2 separate regions of the Homo sapiens genome follow, and region 1 is linked to region 2. The links are chromatin loops, found by intact Hi-C in ENCODE. Cell type or tissue: mammary epithelial cell. All regions are shown on one strand. Each heading gives the region's core, and the rest is flanking DNA. Links, peaks and the distances in the headings are about the cores only.

Region 1 (9,150 bases), core at 1-8,000, 250 kb after region 2:
AGATGTACTGTCAATATAACATACACTGGATTTGAGAGATTTAGTACACAAAGGATAATATAAAATGGTGTATCAATAGTATTTGATATTAGTTATTTTTTGAGATGATAATATTTTGGATATACTAGGTTAAAAAAAGGTAGTGTTAAAATTAATTTCATTTTTTGATTTTGACTTTTTAAAATGCAATTACTACTAAATTCAAGATTGCATATGGGACTTGCATAATATTTCTATTGGACATTGCTATTTTAGTCTTTGGTGTTTTCAGGTTACTTGCATAGACTACATCTTTCCCCATGATAATTTCCTCTCTGGTGAACTTGTTCTTTATTGCTAGCACCCTTCAGTTCTGACCATCCTAATTCATCAGAGACGTTCAAATATTGACTCCTAAGAGCAAAAGGAGTCAGAATCTAGGTTCTTTTTATCTCAGGAGGTTTCTTGGCCCCTATGCAAATTTACTTGTCCTTGCCTTATCAACTATGCATATCAATGGGAATTGGGAGTTCACTTTCTTGTTCATTATACATGCATCCCCCTGTCTTCCACTGAAATTTAAATCTGTTCTAGTGATTTTTTCTCAGAACAGAGACAACGTGCTGTCCCCACCCAGAAAAAGGTAATGCTCAAAGCTACATAATTTATCATGCAACATGACAAGCCACTGGATGCCTATTTTACAATCTGGATGCCTATTTTACAATCTGGATGCCTGTTTTACACTGGATGCCTATTTTACAATCTGTAAAATAGGCAAAGAGCTGCATGGCAATTTGCCTAAGTCCAGAAGGTGGCTAAAATTGGGACCAGTAATAACAACAAAAAATAACCAGGAGGAGATGAAACAGTTAAGGGTGTTTAAATGGTGCCCTCAGTTCATCTAAGAAAGAGGAACAGAAAGAATGAGCTCATGGGGATCAAAGATGTGGCACTCCCAGAAGCATGTGAGAGCTTCAGGCCTAACTTGTGCATAACAGAGTTGAAGAGCTGACACGGTGCTTACTAACTCATCAGAAGCAGAAGCGCCCTGGTGATTCTATGCCACACCACCATTCCCCAGGAAAATGTTCTCCACTGAGACAAAATCCTTAAATTTTTAGAATGGCCTTATTATGGATTACAGCAAACATCTCAGCACATCTTTCTCAGCAAGGATCTCAAAACAGCATTGGGATGGCCTTATTAATAGATCCCTTACGAAAACTCAGAAAAGTTAGAGAGGCACTCAGAATCTTCCTAAAATATGAAATGTTGAAATCTGGATTCTTTTTTTACCATGACTGCAAAATGTAAGCCACTACTTGGGCTCACCTTGTTGAATCAGATTTCTTCTACTTTGCCATTTTGATGATATCACTCCCAGGTATGTTTTTTTCTTTTTTTTTCCTTTTCTTTTTCCTTTCTTTTCTCTTTCTTTTTTTTTTTTTTTTTTTTTTTTGAGACAGAGTTGTGCTCCTGTTGCCCAGGCTGGAGTGCAATGGCACGATCTCTGTAGGCTCACTGCAACCTCCACCTCCCCAGTTCAAGCAATTCTCCTGCCTCAGCCTCCCGAGTAGCTGAGATCACAGGAGCCTGCCACGACGCCCAGATAAATTTTTGTATTTTTTTAGTAGAGATGGGGTTTCACCATGTTGGCCAGGCTGGTCTTGAACTCCTGACCTCCAGTCATCTGCCCACCTATGCCTACCAAAGTGCTCACTCCCAGGTAAGTTTTTGAAGTAACTACTCTGAAAATACCAGGCAACTTTTTAATCTATTCAGTGACACTGCCTACAGTGGCCCTCCTTACCAGCTGCAAAATGTTGAGATGTTAAAAGAAGTCCTAATTTTTCAAATGAGAATGGAAAGGAGGAAGAGACCTTGACTTTATTATACTGCTTGGCTGTCATATGCCAGGAAACATAGAATTTGGGGTATGCCTACAATGCATAATTAAGGTTGGAGATTGGTAATGGTGGAATGGTTTGAAGTCCTGGGCTGAGACAACCAATGGACTAACGATGAAGAAAAGGCTCTTCTGCTCAGAATAGCCTTCTCCCCACTTAAGTCTCTCCTAAAGAGGATCATCAGAGCAAATCTGTGACTAACAATTCTAAACTTGAAGTGGAGACAGATGTTCACAAATATGTATACGAATATTTAGCTAAAAATAACTAAAATAAGACAAAATGTCTTATTTTCAGTAGCTAAAAATAAACTAAATGCTCACCAACAGTTGATGGGCATAAAAGGGTGGCATATTGATTCAGTGGAATACTGTTTAGCAACGAAAAGTAACATACTACTCATAAGCATAACTAAATTGACAAATCTCAAAAAGGTTATGTTTAGTCAAAAGAAACTGGAACAAAGAACTGTATATTGTATGATTCCATTTATATGAAGTTCTAGAATAGGTAAAACAATTATGATGACAGATTGTTATTATTTATTAAACAATTATGACGACAGATATTGGAGCAGTAATCGTCTCTAGGGCATGACCCTAGAGAATTGACCAGAATGAGGTACTAGAAGGGACCTCTATAGGATGACGAAAATATTCTGTTACTTGAGGGTTTGGATGCACAAATTTATTATGCATTTGTTAAAGCTCATCAAAATGCACATAAAATCTGCTTTTTATTATATGTAAATTGTGCCCCATTTAAAAAAATGGTAAAAGAAAAATGCTTCATACCCTTTCCCAAATTTAAATGGAATTTCCTTTTACAGTAGCCATCAAGAGTCTATAGATTCACCCCGATGTTAAGAGCTTATCAATTTTATCAATCTTATTGCCTTCTCTTCTCCACGGATTCTTTTTTTTGAAATTGTCTTTCACTGTTTTCCTAAGAAACAGGCAGAAATTGAAAAGTAACTGAACACAAATGGGATTTTCTAACCAGAGAAAATGCCTGTCCAAGCATTGGCCTTTAAGAGAAGAGAGAACAATTCTCCCTTCATCAGATATCTAATTTCAGAGACTGTTTTAATGATAATTGGCCTTTAATGATTTCCTTCACAACTAGCAACTAACATTTGAGACAGAATTTAGAGTTTGAAAAAAAAAAAAAAAAAATCTCAGGTTATTCCAGTCACTGTTTTACAGGGACTGGCATCTGAAAAAAGCATCTTGTTTTTCCAACAGCAACTAAGTTAAAGATAACATGGCTTTAAAATAGAGAGATAAACTGGTTTTACTACATACTTTGACCATTTTCTTCATGGTTAGTCAGCAGTTTAATCTAGCCTTTCGTTCATGTCTTCGAATTCATCACATTCACACAAAGTACATGATGACTAAGTAAATCTGAAAATAAAGTGCCCAAAGGCAGATTATTTGCCACATACTTTATGATATTTAAAATCCTGAGAAGGTAAGCAGTCTTGTCTCAGTTGATGTAAAAGTGGTCTTAAACACACATCAACTACGAAATCCTACTAATGCTAACTGATAATAACATTGATGTTCCAATTTCCTGACTTGTTGATTGCCAGTTTGGCTAGTTTTCTTTGACCTATAGTCGTAAGATGGTGATGACGTTGACGATGACGGTGGAAAAGCTTATGAAAATGTTGGCTATCAAGAAGATTGTGAGCAGTGAATTTATTTCCTACTGCAATTTTACACTAAAACTTTCACATGGTGACTTGTTTTCTCTCCATTCTTTTGCTCGTATTCTCTTACAACATCAAGATTATGTTCTGTGCCTAACAAGCCCATTCAATGTTGTCTTCCACAGCTTTCAGACAAGCTCCTTTCCAATTAGTGAAACTTTTCTTCTTCCCATCAAATGATAAATACATGATTATTCTGATTTTAATATGAACATTCCAGCTGGCATGAAAATAACTCTCTAATTGCAAAAGAACAATTTATTACCTTTATATGCATTTTTTTTTTTTAGCATCCATTGAGTATTTATGTGGCATAAGGCACTATGGTTGACAGACATAAAAGTACATACCCATTAACTAATTACTGATGCATTAATATATGTATTGATATACATAGAGATAGAGATGATAAAGCTATAGAAAAACTATGAAATCATGAGCAACTGAATTTGCTGAAATGGCTGTATTATTGGACATTGGTTTTCAAAAGTTCAAACGACTGCAGTGAAAGTTTTTATTTTAAGAGCAATCATTGAAAGAATCAACTGACCTTGCTGTTCTCTGTCTCAAGTCAGAAAATAAACAGAGAAAGTGTATCTTAGTGGTTTGCAAGTGATTCAGAGCAGGATGCTCAGCTATTAGAAAGTCATCGATTCGGCTGGAGGAAATGAGTTGGCTGAAGCACGAGATATAAGCCAATGCCCAGGATTGTGAGGTCAGGGCAGGATGCCAAGATGAACTACATTTCCTGGCAAGAATTCAAGCTCATTGCCAAAGGCCTTGCTGTTATTCTGAATCCAGGTTTTGTAACCTTTTCAAAAACTCTTACCTTGATATTCAATATTTTTCATTCAACCTTTCTATTTTTCAAGATGCACGATATTAGTATGACATTTATATAAATTTAAATGCAACCTAAAAATCCACATTTTAAGTTAAAATCCATTCACTGCTTTAAGGCTATTTTTTTTAGGGTGACAATCAACATTGTCCATTAACTTTATTTTCAGACATATCTCTCACCCTGGAAAATAAGCAAGCTTGCCAGGAATGTTACTCAGAAAAAAAAAATTAATGGTTCAAAAATATTAAAGCCGTTAGCCACTGCTGACCAGACTGCTTCAAATAATGTGTATTGGGAAGGGTCATGACTGGATGGGAAACCAGCAGACATCAGTTCTATTCTGGGCTTGACTTCCACGTGACCTTCTCAATTCACTCAATTTTTCTGTGGTTCAGTTTGCTCAGGTTTCAAAAAAATGGAATGATAATACCAGGATGTTGTGGGGAGTCATCAGATTAGCAAGAAGCTTTGGACTCTTGAGACACACCTAATGTAGAAATAGATGATATCCAAGACTTGCCTCAGAACAATACATCTTGTATTCTATGTACTGTATTCTCCTTTTTTCTTCTCTCATTGTTTTAAAGCCCCATGAATTATTCCTTTCAGACACTGCATTGTTGTTTTGAATTGTTGCTCGGTAACAAATGATGAGATAAATGTTTCAGGGGCGTCCATGTGAAGAGACCACCAAACAGGCTTTGTGTGAGCAATAAAGCTGTTTATTTCACCTGGGTGCAGGTGGGCTGAATCCGAAAAGACAGTCAGCGAAGGGAGATAGGGGTGGGGCCGTTTTATAAGATTTGGGCAGGTAAAGGAAAATTACAGTCAAAAGGGGTTTGTTCTCTGGTGGGCAGGAGTAGGGGGTCACAAGGTGCTCAGTGGGGGAGCTTTTTGAGTCAGGATGAGCCAGGAAAAAGACTTTGACAAGGTAATGTCATCACTTAAGGCAAGGACCGGCCATTTACACTTCTTTTGTGGTGGAATGTCATCAGTTAAGGCGGGGCAGGGCAATTTCACTTCTTTTGTGATTCTTCAGTTACTTCAGGCCATCTGGGCATATACGTGCAAGTCACAGGGGATGCGATGGCTTGGCTTGGGCTCAGAGGCCTGACATTCCTGCCTTCTTATATTAATAAGAAAAATAAAACAAAATAGTGTTGAAGTGTGGGGGGTGGCGAAAATTTTGGGGGGATGGTATGGAGAGAGAGAATGGGCGATGTTTCTCAGGGCTGCTTTGAGCGGGGTTAGGGGTGGCGTGGGAACCTAGAGTGGGAGAGATTAAGCTGAAGGAAGATTTTGTGGTGAGGGGTGATATTGTGGGATTGTTAGAAGAAACATTTGCCGTGTAGAATTATTGGTGATGGCCTGGATACGGTTTTGTATGAATTGAAAAACTAAAAAATGGAATAAGAGAAGGAGAAAAACAGGTATAAAAGGTCTAAGAATTGGAGGACCCAGGACATCTGATTAGAGAGTGCCTAAGGAGATTCAGCGTAGTCCTGCCAGCAAAGATTATTTACTTCAAGAGTTTAGAGTGGCAGTTTGGGGATAGCACCAGGAGATATCAGCTGTGATGGCTTGGAGAAACAGTGTAAACCGGCAGTGTAAACAAGAGCAGGGCATGTATGAGTAGTTGAGAACGGTGAATAGGAGTATGACTGGACAGAAGATAGTAGGGATGACAAATTTTTTGGGGCACAGTCTAAGTTGGTCTGGTGTCTGGAATGAGACTGGGGCCTAATAAAAAGGAGCATCTATACAGGAGCTCAAATGGGCTGTACCTTGTAGCATTCCGAGGACAGGCCTGAATTCTGAGAAGGGAAAGTGGTAAAAGTATTGTCCAGTCCTTTTTAAGTTGGTGGCTGACCTTGGTGAGGTGTGTTTTTAAGAGACCATTAGTCTGTTCTACTTTTCCTGAAGACTGAGGACTGTAAGAGATATAAAGGTTTCACTGAATACTAAGAGCCTGAAAAACTGCTTGGCTGATTTGACTAATAAAGGCTGGTCTGTTATCAGACTGTATAGAGGTGGAAAGGCTAAACTGAGGAAATATGTCTGACAGAAGGGAAGAAATGACTGTGGTGGCCTTCTCAGACCCTGTAGGAAAGGCCTCTACCCATCCAGTGAAAGTATCTACCCAGACTAAGAGATATTTTAGTTTTCTGACTCGAGGCATGTGAGTAAAGTCAATTTGCCAGTCCTGGGCAGGGGCAAATCCCAGAGCTGATGTGTAGGAAAGGGAGGAGGCCCGAACAATCCCTGAGGGGTAGTAGAATAGCAGATGGCACACTGAGAAGTGATCTCCTTGAGGATAGATTTCCATGATGGAAAGGAAATGAGAGGTTCTAAGAGACGGGCTAGTGGCTTGTAACCTACATGGAAGAGGTAATGAAATGACGACAGAATAGAATGGGCCTGTGAGGCTGGAAGGAGATATTTTCCTTGGTCTAAGAACCATTTGCCTTGTGTGGGAAGAGATTGATAGGTGGAAGTTTCAGCAGGGGAGTAGGTGGGAGTGACCGATGTGAAGGAGAAAAACTGGCCGTGAGGGACAGAAGTTGGAGAGCTAGCTGCTTGTCTAGCCACCTTATCAGCATAAGCGTTGCCTAGAGCAATGGGATCTGACGCCTTTTGACGCCCCTTGCAGTGAATGACCCCAGCTTCCTTTGTAAGTAAAGCGGGCTTGAGTAGAGTTTTTATTAAAGAGGCATTAATGATGGAGGACCCTTTTGTAGTGAGAAAACCTCTTTCAGCTCATACGACCGCATGGTGGTGCAGAATATGAAAGGCATATTTAGAATCAGTATAGATATTGACGCGTAGTCCTTTTGCAAGAGTGAGGGCTTGAGTTAAGGCAACTAGTTCAGCTGGCTGAGGGGTAGTGGAGGGGGTCAGAGTGGTAGCCTCAATGATAGATGTGGAAGATACTATAGTATAGCCTGCCTTTGCTGGTGAGTGGCGATTAAGCCTGGTGGAACTGCCATCAATAAACCAAGTGTGATCAGGGTGAGAAACAGGGAAGAAGGAAATGTGGGGAAATGGGGTGAACGTCAGGTGGATCAGAGAGATGCAGTCATGAGGGTCAGGTGTGGTATCCAGAATAATGTGAGAGGCCGGATTGAAGTCTGGGCCAGGAACAACAGTAACTGTGGGAGACTCAACAAAGAGTGAGTACAGCTGAAGGAGCCGGGAAGCAGAAAGTATATGCGTCAGGTATGAGGAAGAAAATAGATTTTGGAAGTTATGAGAACTGTAGAGAGTGAGTTGAGCATCGTTTGTGATTTTGAGGGCCTCTAAAATTATTAAAGCAGTGGCAGCCGCTGCACACAGACATGAGGGCTAGGCTAAAACAGTAAGGTCAAGTTGTTTGGACAGAAAGGCTACAGGGTGAGGTCCTGGCTCTTGTGTAAGAATTCTGACCACGCTAACCGTGCCTGGGAAGGAAAGGAGTTGTTTTGTAGAAGTTGCTGGGGTTTGAGAGATCAGTCAGACACGATTGGCAGGGAGAGCACGTGTGTTTTTATGCGAATTATGCCGAGATAGGTAACAGATGAGGAAGAAATTTGGGCTTGACTGAAGTAATGGGGGCTGTCTGTGAAGCTTTGCAGCAGTACAGCCTAGGTAATTTGCTGAGCTTGATGGGTGTCAGGGTCAGTCCAAGTGAAAGCAAAGAGAGGCTGGGAGGAAAGGTGCAAAGGAATAGTAAAGAAAGCATGTTTGAGATCTAGAACAGAATAATGGGTTGTAGAGGGAGGTATTGAGGATAGGAGAGTATATGGGTTTGGCCCCACAGGGTGGATAGGCAAAACAATTTGGTTGGTAAGGGGCAGATCCTGAACTAACTTGTAAGGCTCATCTGGTTTTAGGACAGGTAAAATGGGGGAATTGTAAGGAGAGTTTATAGGCTTTAAAAGGCCATGCTGTAGCAGGCGAGTGATAGCAGGCTTTAATCTTTTTAAAGCATGCTGCGGGATGGTATATTGGCGTTGAGTGGGGTAAGGGTGATTAGGTTTTAATGAGATGGTAAGGGGTGCATGATCGGTCGCCAAGGAGGGAGTAGAGGTATCCTATGCTTGTGGGTTAAGGTGGGGGGGGATACGAGAGGGAGGATGTGAAGGAGGCTTTGAACTGCGGGAAAAGGTGGCAATGAGGTGTGGCTGTAGCCCAGGAATTGTCAGGGAAGCAGATAATTTAGTTAAAGTGTCTCGGCCTAATAAGGGAACTGGGCAGGTGGGGATAATTAAAAAGGAGTGCTTAAGAGAGTATTGTCTAAATTGGCACCAGAGTTGGGGAGTTTTAAGAGGTTTAGAAGCCTGGCCGTCAATACCTACAACAGTTATGGAGGCAAGGGAAACAGGCCCTTGAAAATAAGGTAATGTGGAGTGAGTAGCCTCAGTATTGATTAAGAAGGGGACAGACTTACCCTCCACTGTGAGAGTTACCCGAAGCTCGGAGTCCGTGATGGTCTACGGGGCTTCTGAGGCAATCGGGCAGCATCAGTCTTCAGCCGCTAAGCCAAGAAGATCTGGGAAGGAGTCAGTCAGAGAGCCTTGGGCCAGAGTCCCAGGGGCTCTGGGAGTGGCTGCCAGGTGATTTGGACAGTCTGATTTCCAGTGGGGTCCCACACAGATGGGACGCAGCTTAGGAGGAATCCTGGGCTGCAGGCATTCCTTGGCCTGGTGGCCAGATTTCTGGTACTT
Region 2 (13,504 bases), core at 2,931-10,930:
TGTGAGAGGCAGGGGCTTGGGTTTTCTGACCTCCCAGGGCTCTCTGCAGGCTCATGATTTTACGAAACATCAGCTTTCTGAATTCCTGCAGCACCTGCCACAACAAAAGGAGGCCTTTTGCTGAGCATACTAATGCAGTTGCACATGCCTTCATAGAACAAAGAAATCAAAATGAGGAGTTCATTAAGCATCCTTTGGACACTGTCCATTCTACCCTGGCCTGAGCCCTCCAGGGGAGGTAGAAATCCACCTGCAAGGGAAGATGTCCTATGTCGAGTGAGTCCCCACCACCTCCCTTTTGTCCTCTCTGGTGATCTCCTCCCTCCTCTTTCTGGTCCTTTGCCTCCCATTTGGCTCACACCTCAGCTACTGCCTCATCTGCAGACCCCTCTGGCATCTGCTCCTCTAGCTATGCCTCTGAATTCTCTCATGGACCCAACTTTGCCCCCACACTTTACAGCTGTGCCTGAAAGACAGGTTGGCTTCCCAGGAGGCAAAAGCTACAATGAATAGGCTGCCCCTCAATCCTATTAGCTTGTTCCTCTCTGCTTTCTCATACATCTGGCGGGTTTTTTTGTAGTCTTCAGGATTAGCAACACTTCCCTTGGCTTTGCTGAGAGATGCCATGCTGATGTCCATTTCTTCATAGTATAGCATCTTTTCAAGGTTTAGGTGACTTCTGCCCATCCTCTTCATGGGAGGGATGCTGAGGACGAAGAGTATGTTCCTCTTCCTACACCCTCGTTCACTCTGTCTCAAGGAGGGAGGGATTGCCAGTCAGATTGATCCAGACTTAGCACTTTCTGGGACATGTTTATTAGTGAGTGAGTTCGCTGCACTTTATTTTTTAATTTTAATTTTTTTTTTTTGAGACAGAGTTTCACTCTTGTTGCCCAGGCTGGAGTGCAATGGCATGATCTTGGCTTACCACAACCTCTGCCTCCTCGGGTTCAAGCAATTCTCCTGCTTCAGCCTCCCAAGCGGCTGTGATTACAGGCATGTGCCATCAAGCCTGGCTAATTTTTGTAATTTTAGTAGAGATGGGGTTTCTCCATGTTGGTCAGGCTGGTCTCGAACTCCCGACCTCTGGTGATCCATCCACCTCGGCCCCCCAAAGTGCTGGGATTACAGGCATGAGCCACTGTGCCCAGCCTTCACTGTACTTTAAAAGCAGGATTCTAATCTCCACTTCTTCTTGTGCTTGAACATAATCGGCTCTCTTTCATCTTTTTTGCCGACTTAGTAAACATTTCATACTGAGGATTCCATCCAACCTCAGTGTAAGTCAGTGCCCACTGAACTCCCTCTTGAGTGGGGTGAAGCAGGTTTTTCATTCTCACCTGTACAGTCTTCTGGCTCAGTGAACCAAGTTGTGCTGTTGACTGGTTATATATCTTTCTTCTCCAGCATGCCTAAGCTTGCTCCTCGCAGGGCTTTAAACCTAAGCCATGCTCTTGAATCCAACTTTGATTAGGGATCTACAGTGGAACTGTCACAAGCCCGAAAACCTATAAACTAAGCAGTAGATTTCCATTTGACCATTGTTCGTTGGGTGTAAATATCAAGCGGAGGTGAGGAGGGAGGCTGGACATTACTCTGTCGATGCTGGGGATTGAACAGACAATCTGTGGGAAATTTGGTGCTCTTCTATGGCTTGGCTTTGGAATAAGCTTCCATTTATTCCACTGCGTTACATTCTCCCATTGGTCCACATTAAGGTGCTGCTGTAGGAACTTGAAGCTTTTGCAATAGTGTGGATGGAATTCTTATGCTTCTCTTTCATCCAGAACCAGCCTCCTTCTGGACCTGGGATTATGCAAAGACAGATAATATGCAAATGAGATCATATATTCCATTTCTTTTTGGGCCAGTTGGATTTAACCTAGTGCATGTTATACCAATAAGCACCACTAAGTCTTTGTATAATCCCTCTTCCTCCTGATGGAATCTATGATCTATGATCTCATTGGTACTAACTCTAACAAGCCTAGGATATTCTGGTGGAAACCGGTAGAAGTTACACAAGACTGAAAACTTAATGACCTGCCCTTCCCACCCTCCAACCTCTTCTCTCTAGGGGAAAATAATTCAAATTGTTGTGGGAACTTCAACCCTTTTTTTCCAGTGTCTCATAGGAGGGGACTGGGCAGAATATCATGATCTCTTTGCTTTAAGGAAGTAATTCTTTACCAATGTGAGCATAATGGTTTAGTGAAGTAGAACTACTGGTTTAAGGAAGGGGGAGCATAGCATAGTGATTAAGGACATGGACTTTGCATTCAGATAAATTAGGGCTGAAACCTGGCTTGATTAATAACTAGCTGTGAAACCTTGGACAAGTTATTTAATCTCTTTCAGTATTGTGAATATTCTTTTTTAGCGGTAAAGGAGGGATAATTATAACTAACTCATAGAGTCATTATAAGAATTAAATGAGATAATGTAAGCAAAGTTCTTCAGCACAGGCCCTGACACGTGGTAAGCTCCCAATATATGGTAGCTACAATACTGTCTCATCATTGTACTATAAACACATTCTGTCTCCTAACGTGATGGGTTAAAATGGAGCAGGAAGAACTAGGGCAAGCAAGGACAATGGATCACAGTCAGGTGTCAACCCCAGGTAGGGCCTGGGTGAAGACCTAGGGTCAAAGAGGGGAGGACGTTCAGGACACAATGAACTATTCTCAGAGAGATATCTGCATCTTCCCTAAACTCACCAAAGAGCCTTGTTCAGGGGCTGGGTGGGGATACACTTGGATACTGGAAAAGGCAATAGATTTCATTTGAGAAATGGGTTTTCATTACTGCCTTTTGTCTAATTTGCTGGGCTCCTGTGGCAGATTGCAAAGGTGGTTTCAATTCTTAATTTCTTTAGCCTTGTCTCTGCTATGTGACTTTGCAGATCTTCATGCTAAAGATGGACTCTTTTACCCATGTCTTGAATCTGGGCTGGCTCTGTGATTTGTTTTATCAAGTCACTTCAAGAAGTCATGGTTTCCTAGTTCCAAGTCTAGACTTCAAGAGGCCCATGTGTTTCTATTACACTTACTCTCTGTCTCTCCATCCTGGCCATAAGAACATGCTGGCTGTAGCTTGCTGAAGGATGAGAAACACATGGAGCAGAGCTGAGTCATCCCACTGGACCCAGCAGAAGCCTGAACTGATCAGTGGACTGTGAGCCATTTCTGAGCTATTTGGCTGATGAGCACAGATGAGCAGAGCCAACCGGCTTTAACATCCTCGATGCATGAACAATAAAGGCTTATTGTTGCATGAGGTTTTGTGTGGTTCATCTTATATAGCATTGCCATGAAGACAGATAACTGAACAGTTGCAATATTGCTTCATTTTATTTATCATTTTGAATTCACTCATTCACTCAACAGGCATCGAGTATCTATCATGTATCAACGCTGGGCTAAGCGTTGTTGGGGAAACATTGTTTGGTGGTAGCAAACAATAATAACAAAGCAGACAAACAACTGTCTCGTTTATTCACCAATATATCCTTCTGACCTAATAGAGTAAGTTGGCACTTAGTAGATGTTCAATAAACATTTGCTCTCTTATGAAGACATAATGATGCAATAAACATATGTTGTTGTATGTGAGTGTAGTATGTGTGTGTCTGTGTTCCAGATAACTAATTAAATGTGTCATTAAAATATCAGGCCCATTTTCCTTGCTGTCCTCTGGAATGGCAGAAATAATTTCCTATTCTTTTCTCCACTGTCTTTTTTTTTCTTTTTCTTTCCCCTCCTACATTGTCAGCAGCAGAAACTGCAGTGTGCTGTTAAACTTATCTCTGTAATAGAATGTAGATGTGTAAATCAAAACAGCTTCTAACGGGTTGTCTGCAGTAATAAATGCTACGGAGGCTGCCCAACTGGCAGTGTAAGAGAGATTATACAAACTGCTGCCTGGAGAAAACATAGCATCATGAATAAACTCAGCCTTGAATTATTTATATATTTTAGGCGGTTTTTTTCTCTCCTCAATCCACAAGGCCTGGGAATGATTTTCACTGGGAGCTGAGTGTCTGAATTTGGCTGTAAAAGGAAAACAGTTGCGGTATGTCTTAGTCCAAGTTTCAGGGTGAGGATAGCATCATGTTACGTGAGGAGTCAGCAAGGCTGGCAGTGCAGTGCAGTGAGAAGATACCGCTGAGAGCTCAGAAGAGGACAGTTCGAATCCTAGGAAGTTGTGTCTCCAGGGGCTTGTGGGCTTTGTGGACCACCTTGGACCCACACAATTGGATGGAGGGCCCCAGGGCCCACCTCCAGCACTTCTACCAGAGGATGCTGCGTCATTCTCTTTTATGAGGTAGATTTCAATCTAAGACTTTGTTGTGGAAAAAAAATGGTTTTATTATAAAAGGAAAAGTTTGGAAATCAATGGCGTTACTAATCTTTGAGACTCTATACAAGTGAGCTTCACCTCCTCCTGCCAACTAGAGACTCTGGGGACCCTTTAAAAACTGTTAATGCCAGGGTTCTAATCTTTATCAATTAAATTAGAATTTCTGGAGATGGGGGTGGACATCAGGATTTTAAATGTATCCAGGCGACTCTGATGTGCAGCCAGGGTTGAGAACCTCTACTTCACACCCTTCATTCATCTAACAGGACAAATATTGAGCACCTGCCACCAGCCACGTATTCAGCAGAGGATGGAGGATAAAGTGAAGAATGGGACAGGCCCAATCCTTGCCTTCATGGATTTCTCCATTTAAGTAAACACACAGCTGAAATTTGGAGGGATATATCTTGATACAGGAATATACAATACTATGACAGTAATAGCAGGATTGATAATAAGCATTGTGATAATATTTATTGCTGGGAGAATGTTGTTTTAGTCTTTTTAAAGACTCACGCATTGTGCTGAATGATTTGTGTGAAGTATCTTATTGGACTCTCATTCCAAGTCTGTAGTTAGGTACAGTTACTATCTTTGTTTTACAAATAAAGTACATGAGGCCCAGAGAGAGTAACTTGCCCAAGTTTATATAGCCCATAAAGGTGGAGTCTGGGGGAAGGGGTGCCCTGCCCCGACTTAGCAAATCAGGATGATGTCTCTGTACTTCTTGACTCTTTGAGTACACTTTGGAGCTGCAGAGATTGGGGAGCTGAGTGGATGTCAGAGTGTATGTTGTAGAAGAGAAGCTGATGTTTTTCAAAGCATTGCATCAGCATAAAGCAGGGCCTTGCACGCATACATGTGTGCACACACACACTCAAAAAGTATTACCGGCAGAAAAGATTATGAGACAACACTTTTATTTTACAAGTGAGAAAACAGAAGCAGAGAGAGCTGATGGCACAGGCACAGGCTTTGCCATGCTGGGGATGAGATCCAATTCTTCTGATTTCTTCTTTGAGGGCTCTTTAACTCACCCCGCTGTGACTCAGCTTTCACAGGGTGCTCTTCTGGCTTACAATCCCAAGGTTCGAGGGAAATTCCACCCGATTTCACCAAATACATTTTCACCTGACGTTGCATAACGAAGTCACCTGAGCTTGCAGTGATTCACTCTGCAAGTACCTTGATTCACCCAGCCCACACCTCAAATTTTTGATGCCCCATTTCTTCCCATAAGCAGGCATTGTGCCTTCAGTAGGTGGTGGAGAACTTGTCATGAGAATGCTATAATCCTTTCCACATGTTTGAAATTGGTACTTTTCTAAGTTCCTTAGCAACCATTGTCTCATACAATCTTTCCAAGAGTCCCGTCAATAGGCAGGAAAGTTGCCATTATCAACCCATTTGGGAGATGAACTTAACTTGGGCTCAGAAACGACCTGCCTCAGGCTCCTCCTGGGAAGTTTATGTTATTGTTATGGTAACAGGATGATGGTCACTACTAAGGAACTCCAGCCACATCCTCACTCGCCCTCACACAATGTCTTCACAGTCCCATCTGCATTTGCTCCAGCTGTGTTTCCACCAACAACCTCAGTGCTGGTTCCTCCTTGCTGAGTCATTTAGGCTGACTCATCTTCTGGACTCCAGAGATTCCCTAACTGCATGCTTCAGTTAGGGAAAGGTATGTTTGTGTGTGTGTGTGTGTGTGTGTGCATGCATGTGCATGTGTGAGGTGGTCCTTATTAAATTCTTATCAGAACACTTCAGAATATTTGAACTGGCCACGACCTGATTGCTTACTGATATCTGAGTGTCCCTTTTCCAAGATAGAAATGTAGTTCCTTGCTCTTTTCCAAATCTGATTTGCAATAGCTGCTGCTCCTATAGATCCAGTCATTTTCCCCTTTTTTCTCTCTTTTCATTTATTGATTCCTTCTTCTTCTAACCACCACCAACAGTTTAGCCAAGATAATGTAAACATTTCTCTAGAGTCTGGCCCAGTCAATTCTCTTAGAGGCTCATATTGTCCTTAAAATCTAAATGATGCAATGAAAGAGAACTTTGTTTCTGAGCAGTTCCTTGAAGACTATTGCTTGAAGACTTCATCCAAGTTGAAGCTTTGGAGAACCAAACTGCTCTCCTGAGACCCTCTCCCTCTCTTCAGCAAAATCAGAAGCTCCCATTGCCAGAGTCAGGATGGGTACAGCAGCCATTCTACTCAGCAGATCTCATGCTTAGTAGGGTGAAGGCCAAGAGCTAATCAGAGGGAATTTGGGGACTTGGACTTGGGCCAAATGGGGGCTTTCAAGTAGCCCTGTTGGGAAGAAAACATACATACCAGGCTGTGTAGAGAGTCAGCAAATAGTTACTCAGAGACCCAAGGTCAATGCTGGATCCAAAGAGATTGCAAGGAGTGAGGCTGATTGGCAGCAATTGTCCTGGAACTAGGCAGGTTTGAAAAATACTCTGTTCATTTTATTCTGTCCCGTTAAACTGAAAGCATTTTTAAGCTTGTGGTTTTGAGCAGCACATCTGGCATGATTAAAACCTGGTCAGTGTATGAATGGGCTTTTTTGGAGGATTTAACCCTCAATGAATATTATCTGATGGGAAAGTCAGGGAAAGCTTCTCTCTGTGTCTTCAAAGACTTTGGTAGAAAGAGAAAGGAGCAGACAATCTTTAGGTTTTCAGATCCTGGGAGGACCCTTTCTGTCTCCAACCTTCCCATCCCCAGATCTTTTTAAGGACAAAAAGGGGCTGTTCCTCTATCATGAGGCTCCTAGTCTAGGGGGACAGGGCCCTCAGAAGGCAAGCCCCTGAGAACAGTCCCCTTTTTGGTGGGAAGGAGAGGTGTTGAAACTCTCTAACACTTACACGTCATGATTTTCCCTTCTCCTGGGTAGCACGTGAGATCAACTGATGATGTTTTAAAATATATATTTTTACAGAAACATTTAGGGAGAAAGCTGCTGCTTAGTGTTCTACATGAGGGAATTGAGGTGTACTCATAATTTCTGCCTCTCTTTTCTCTCTTCTATTACTTGGAACAGAAACCCTGTGGGGCTGCAGAGCTTTAGCTAAACTCACCAGCAATCCCTCCATGGTGTGCCCTTAAGTTCTGAAACCCAGAACTGTTGGCATGACTGAAAAGTCTCATCTTCAGACAGAGAACTGGGAGTAGTATAAATAGTAACTGGGTGCTTTTTCAGCTCTTTTGAAAGAGAATAAGGGGTGTTAAACCCTCTCTGTCGGTGCCCTGAAATTTCATTTTGCTGTGCCGAGAAAGGAATAAAGTGCTGTATTCATTTTTGAGAGATTCCTTAACGAATTGTCATAAACTGAGTGATTAAAAAAACAGAAATGTACTCTGTTACAGTTATGAAGGCCAGAAGCCCCAAATCAAAGGATCAGCAGGATCATGCTCCTCCAGAAACTCTAAAGAAGGGTCCCTCCGTGCCTCCCTTCTGGCTTCTGGTGGTTGCCACCTATCCTTGGCATCTCCTGGCTCCTGCACGTGCTACTTCAGTCTCTGCCTCCATCACCATGTGGAGTTCTCTCCGTGTGCCTCTGTTCATTTGTGTCTAAATGTTCACCTTCTTATGAGAACACCTGCTATGGTTCTTATAAGATTAGGGGTAGCCCCTAATCCAGTATGATCTCCTCTTACCTTATTACATCTACAAAAACCCTATTTCCAAATAAGGTCACATTCACAGGTACTGGGAGTTAATGGTCAAACATAACTCTTTAGGGGACATAATTCTAAGCATAACAAGTACACTCTATGCTAGATAGGGGAAGCGGTCCATGGTTTGGCAGTCCCTAGACAACTATGTCAATTGTGAACTCATTCAACATCATTCCAAAATGTATTTACCAAGTCCCAAATATTTCCCATGCATAGGCTGAGCACAGGGATAGGGAATGCAGCCAGTTATTCTCAGAGTCACCAGCTAGGACACTATCTGCTTGAACAGCTGTTATAAGATGTATAAGTAAGAAAACTGACATAGAAAAAGTGAGCCTGGTACACAGCACAGAGTAAGTATTCAACAACTGATAGCTGTTACAATAGGCAGGGTTCTGGCTACTTCATGATAATGATGACCATTAATAAACGCTAAGTGAGAGGTGATGCCAAACACTTTGTATCATCTCATCCCATGGCATCAGCAACTCCATCAGGTGTGTTTTCATCAGCTCTGTTCTCCAAGTGATGACATTGAAGCTTAGAGAGGCTAAGGAACTTTCCCAGGTCACACAGTTAGTCACTTTCAGGACTAGGACTTTTCAGAATGCAGATTAGTCTAACCATGCTATGCCAGTTTTTTCATTGTCTCTCAAAGGATGGTCCTGAGTCAATCAGTGGCAATTTCTAACCCCTCCCTTGAGGCTTAAATTTTATTTTACATGTTATTACAGTACAGGTCTTGCTTGGACAGACCTGGAAAGCGGACAGCAAGCTTCAGCTGACCCCAGGGAGGCGTGCCCCTGAAGCAGGCACTAGCTGTGAAACAAGCTTCTCCTTCTTGAATTTGGAGGAAGCTGATGTATCTGAGTGCCACTTTTTAATCAAGAAGACCGTCTATCTCCCATTGTCACTTGATCTTTCTTGAAACAACAGCTACAAATCTCCAGGCAACACAGACATGATGCAGACAAAATGAAAACAGAGGAAGCAGCATCTTTCTCTCATTAATGGGAGAGGAGAAAAAGCACAGCTCTGCCTCAAGTGTTTTGGGAATGTGTTATTTTTAGAAAAGGACATTTTGTGATTTTAGTTGTTTGATTTCTGAGAAGGTTTTCTTTTTTAAAGAAATCAAAAGTGAATAGTAGATTGAGCAGTAACAATCAATCAGCAAAAGAATATTGTGCAAGGCATGGCGGTACAGACAGAGAGGCTGTGAGGTTTTATTCCTGCTCTTTAGATGTTTAGAACCTAATAAGCAAGATTTTATAGTGCTGTCTGTATAGAGCTCGGAAAATAAGGCAATCTGATCTATTGTAGTTCACAAAAGGGAGAATAATTGGAGAGGTAAAAATTGAGGAGCCCTGAAGAATGGATGGAGTTGTTTACTCATTTGTTGATTCAATGAATATGTACTGAGCACCTTCCCTGTGTATAGCAGGCACTGATAAAAAAAAAAAAGCTGAATGAGACCTTGTCTCTAACCTTGAAAAGTTTATAGACCAGTGGCAGACAGAGAATTATACACCAAAAAACATGATGAAGTAAATGATGGAAATGTGAACAGATAACATGGGGCCATAGGGGAAGAAGAGGTAATCAATTCTAAATAGAAGAGAGAAAGAGAGCTGAAGACTTCATGGAAGAGAGATGGGTAGCTAAGGATGGAGATGAGTTGACCAGAAGGAAGAGCAGGAGAGGTAGTTGAGGCAGCACATGGGTGAGGCTCTGCTTACAGCTGGGAGTGGTAAGATCTTGCAGGTGTGGAAGGATTAAGCTTGCAAGGTGGCTGGGAGCACCCATATTTGCAGGAAAAAGGGAAATTTTTATTTTTTATTTATTTATTTTTTTCATTGGTGAATTTTATTTATTTTATTTTATTATTATTATTATTATTATTATTATTATTATTATTATTATTATACTTTAGTTTTAGGGTACATGTGCACAATGTGCAGGTTAGTTACATATGTATACATGTGCCATGCTGGTGTGCTGCACCCATTAACTCGTCATTTAGCATTAGGTATATCTCCTAATGCTATCCCTCCCCACTCCCCCCACCCCACAACAGTCCCCAGAGTGTGATGTTCCCCTTCCTGTGTCCATGTGTTCTCATTGTTCAATTCCCACCTATGAGTGAGAACATGTGGTGTTTGGTTTTTTGTCCTCGCGATAGTTTACTGAGAATGATGATTTCCAATTTCATCCATGTCCCTACAAAGGACATGAACTCATCATTTTTTATGGCTGCATAGTATTCCATGGTGTATATGTGCCACATTTTCTTAATCCAGTCTATGATTGTTGGACATTTGGGTTGGTTCCAAGTCTTTGCTATTGTGAATAGTGCCGCAATAAACATACTTGTGCATGTGTCTTTATAGCAGCATGATTTATAGTCCTTTGGGTATATACCCAGTAATGGGATGGCTGGGTCAAATGGTATTTCTAATTCTAGATCCCTGAGGAATCGCCACACTGACTTCCACAAGGGTTGAACTAGTTTACAGTTCCACCAACAGTGTAAAAGCGTTCCTATTTCTCCACATCCTCTCCAGCACCTGTTGTTTCCTGACTTTTTAATGATTGCCATTCTAACTGGTGTGAGATGGTATCTCATTGTGGTTTTGATTTGCATTTCTCTGATGGCCAGTAATGGTGAGCATTTATTCATGTGTTTTTTGGCTGCATAAATGTCTTCTTTTAAGAAGTGTCTGTTCATGTCCTTTGCCCACTTTTTGATGGGGTTGTTTGTTTTTTTCTTGCAAATTTGTTTGAGTTCATTGTAGATTCTGGATATTATCCCTTTGTCAGATGAGTAGGTTGCGAACATTTTCTCCCATTTTGTAGGTTGCCTGTTCACTCTGATGGTAGTTTCTTTTGCTGTGCAGAAACTCTTTAGTTAAATTAGATTCCATTTGTCAATTTTGTCTTTTGTTGCCATTACTTTTGGTGTTTTAGCCATGAAGTCCTTGCCCATGCCTATGTCCTGAATGGTAATGCCTAGGTTTTCTTCTAGGGTTTTTATGGTTTTAGGTCTAACGTTTAAGTCTTTAATCCATCTTGAATTGATTTTTGTGTAAGGTGTAAGGAAGGGATCCAGTTTCAGCTTTCTCCATATGGCTAGCCAGTTTTCCCAGCACCATTTATTAAATAGGGAATCCTTTCCCCAGTGCTTGTTTTTCTCAGGTTTGTCAAAGATCAGTTAGTTGTAGATATGTGGCATTATTTCTGAGGGCTCTATTCTGTTCCATTGATCTATATCTCTGTTTTGGTACCAGTACCATGCTGTTTTGGTTACTGTAGCCTTGTAGTATAGTTTGAAGTCAGGTAGTGTGATGCCTCCAGCTTTGTTCTTTTGGCTTAGGATTGACTTGGCGATGCGGGCTCTTTTTTGGTTCCATATGAACTTTAAAGTAGTTTTTTCCAATTCTGTGAAGAAAGTGATTGGTAGCTTTATGGGGATGGCATTGAATCTATAAATTACCTTGGGCAGTATGGCCATTTTCACGATATTGATTCTTCCTACCCATGAGCATGGAATGTTCTTCCATTTGTTTGTATCTTCTTTTATTTCATTGAGCAGTGGTTTATAGTTCTCCTTGAAGAGGTCCTTCACGTCTGAAAAAGGGAAACTTTTAAAGCATTGGATGTAATGTGGCGACTTATCAAATCTTTGTTTCAGAAATCAAGGTCACACATTAGGGGCCAGACCACTAAACAAACCAGTGTAATAAGTACCATAAGGGAAGTAGTTTGGATTCCCATAGGAATTCAAAGAAAAACCACTTTATCCAGACTGGGCCTGTCTGCAGAAGACTTCTTGGAAGAAATGACATCAACAGGAATTAGCATGATGAAGGTGGGGGTGAGCGAGGGGAAGACAATTCTTCAAGAAAGACAGAGTAGATTTGGTGCATTGCAGACTGCTCTGTTTGACTGGAAGATAAGGCAACTGTGTGTGCAGTGAGGATGGGCACGAAGCAGGAGTGGGTGGATTTGTTCAAGCCCTGAAAGGCCTCCTCAATAGACCATTGAGACTTGAAGGGCTTTCAGCACTGTGAGACCTGATCAGATTTGCCTTTTAGAAAGGGCATCTGGCTGCTGGGTGGGGAATATATAGGAAGGATGCAAACAAAGAGAAAGAGGAACCTATCAGGAGGATGTTTTGTATTAATCAAGGGGAGCTTAGACCAGAGTAGAGACAGTAGAATTGGAGAAAATTAAAAGTGCATTAAATGAGCACTTATTTAGGAGGTGAGAAGAGAGGACTTGGTGAGTGAATGGCCTGGAATTCTGTGGGGAGATAGAAGGCTAGTGATGGAGAATAAAAATGGAAAACTGGGAGAATAGTGAAGACAGTTATAGAGATATAGGACACAGGAGGAGGAACTGCCTGGAGTAAAGCAGACTACATTATGGAAGACAGGTAAGGACACAGCTTATGTTGCCTGGGTGTGTAGGGAGTTTAAGGTGTGAGGAAGTGAGTGAAGAACGAGCAATTGGAATGTCAATTTAGCAAACATTAATTGAGCTATTACTGTGCCTCAGGCTCTGGGCTATATGCTGGGACCAAACCCCATGTGTAGAATATTTTCAAGGAATTCCGAAGTCTAGTGAGAGATGGAAGAGGGTGAATAGATAATTTCAGGATGATGTGTCCATGTGGCAATAGACCTATGCGCAAGGTTCTAGAAGAAGATTACTTAATTGGACAAATATTGGTGAGCACCTACTCTATGCCAGGATGGTGCTAGGTGCAGTGGACTTGGCAGCAAGCGAGTCTAATAAGAGCCTTTCTTTCAAATAGGTAGCATTTTACTGGGGGACCTAATAAACGAATTAAAATAGACAGAGATTTGGATAAGTTCCAATGTGCTAGTTTGGGTTCTGGGAGATCGGAAGTAAGATACAGGTTGGTGAGGGAACATGTGGAAGATGCTGAAGGAGCCTGGAGGAGCCACCAGACTTCAATGCTGGTCTGACTCCATGGTGCAGGGAGGGAAAGTAGGAAGGTTGCGTGGGAGAAGTCTCCGACAGCTGTGCAGTCAATGGAAGTTTCAGTGAAGACGATTGTGGGTCCCCAAGCCAAAGTTGCCCGTCAGAGGAGTCCCATATCTTCCAGGAACAGGCTGCCTTTTTGTCGTGCCCTACTTAGCCATTGGGTGGTAGCATCTCATGGGAAGTATGGCTTTGGAGCATGTGAATGGGTGGATTACAAAGCACAACAGCAAAAGCCTTTGGACAATTACGCTTTGGCATTTGGAAGGCTGCAAAGCATTTCCTGTAGCCGCCATAAATATGGAATAAGTAATCCAGTTGCCAAGAGAGGATAACCTGGGAGAGTGAGATTTACATGATCAGGGATGGATGATCTCTCTGAGGAGATGATGTTTAACCTAAGACCAGAGGATGAGAAAGATCCAGCTATGTGAAAAACCTTGC

What was found. A loop is a pair of places that touch in the nucleus more often than their neighbours do. Peaks named below come from ENCODE experiments on the same cell type or tissue, not always from the same donor. Only the 100,000 strongest peaks of a DNase experiment are listed, where the experiment ranks them.
Region 1: a loop joins it to region 2, with 7 times the contacts of the local background. A loop is called at or near these places in 4 of 110 quality-filtered maps.

Annotation. Positions count from the first base shown.
Region 1 is chr4:14,164,837-14,173,986 of GRCh38, forward strand. It overlaps LOC124900670 (a long non-coding RNA gene), which reads left to right and starts at 1,005. Exons shown (of 2, transcript XR_007058058.1): 1 at 1,005-1,708. RefSeq lists enhancers at 845-894, 5,289-5,860, 6,919-7,584, 7,585-8,250. In mammary epithelial cell, for the core only: no CTCF peak of the experiment used is centred there; DNase peaks (open chromatin) are centred at 3,255, 4,245 and 4,875; H3K27ac peaks cover 2,609 bases.
Region 2 is chr4:13,915,168-13,928,671 of GRCh38, forward strand. The region is part of intron 3 of LINC01182 (long intergenic non-protein coding RNA 1182); the gene reads left to right. The region is part of intron 3 of LOC107986182 (a long non-coding RNA gene); the gene reads left to right. Among named protein-coding and RNA genes, the nearest start is that of LINC01085, 190 kb to the right of the region's middle. In mammary epithelial cell, for the core only: no CTCF peak of the experiment used is centred there; DNase peaks (open chromatin) are centred at 3,164, 5,494 and 5,944; H3K27ac peaks cover 4,516 bases.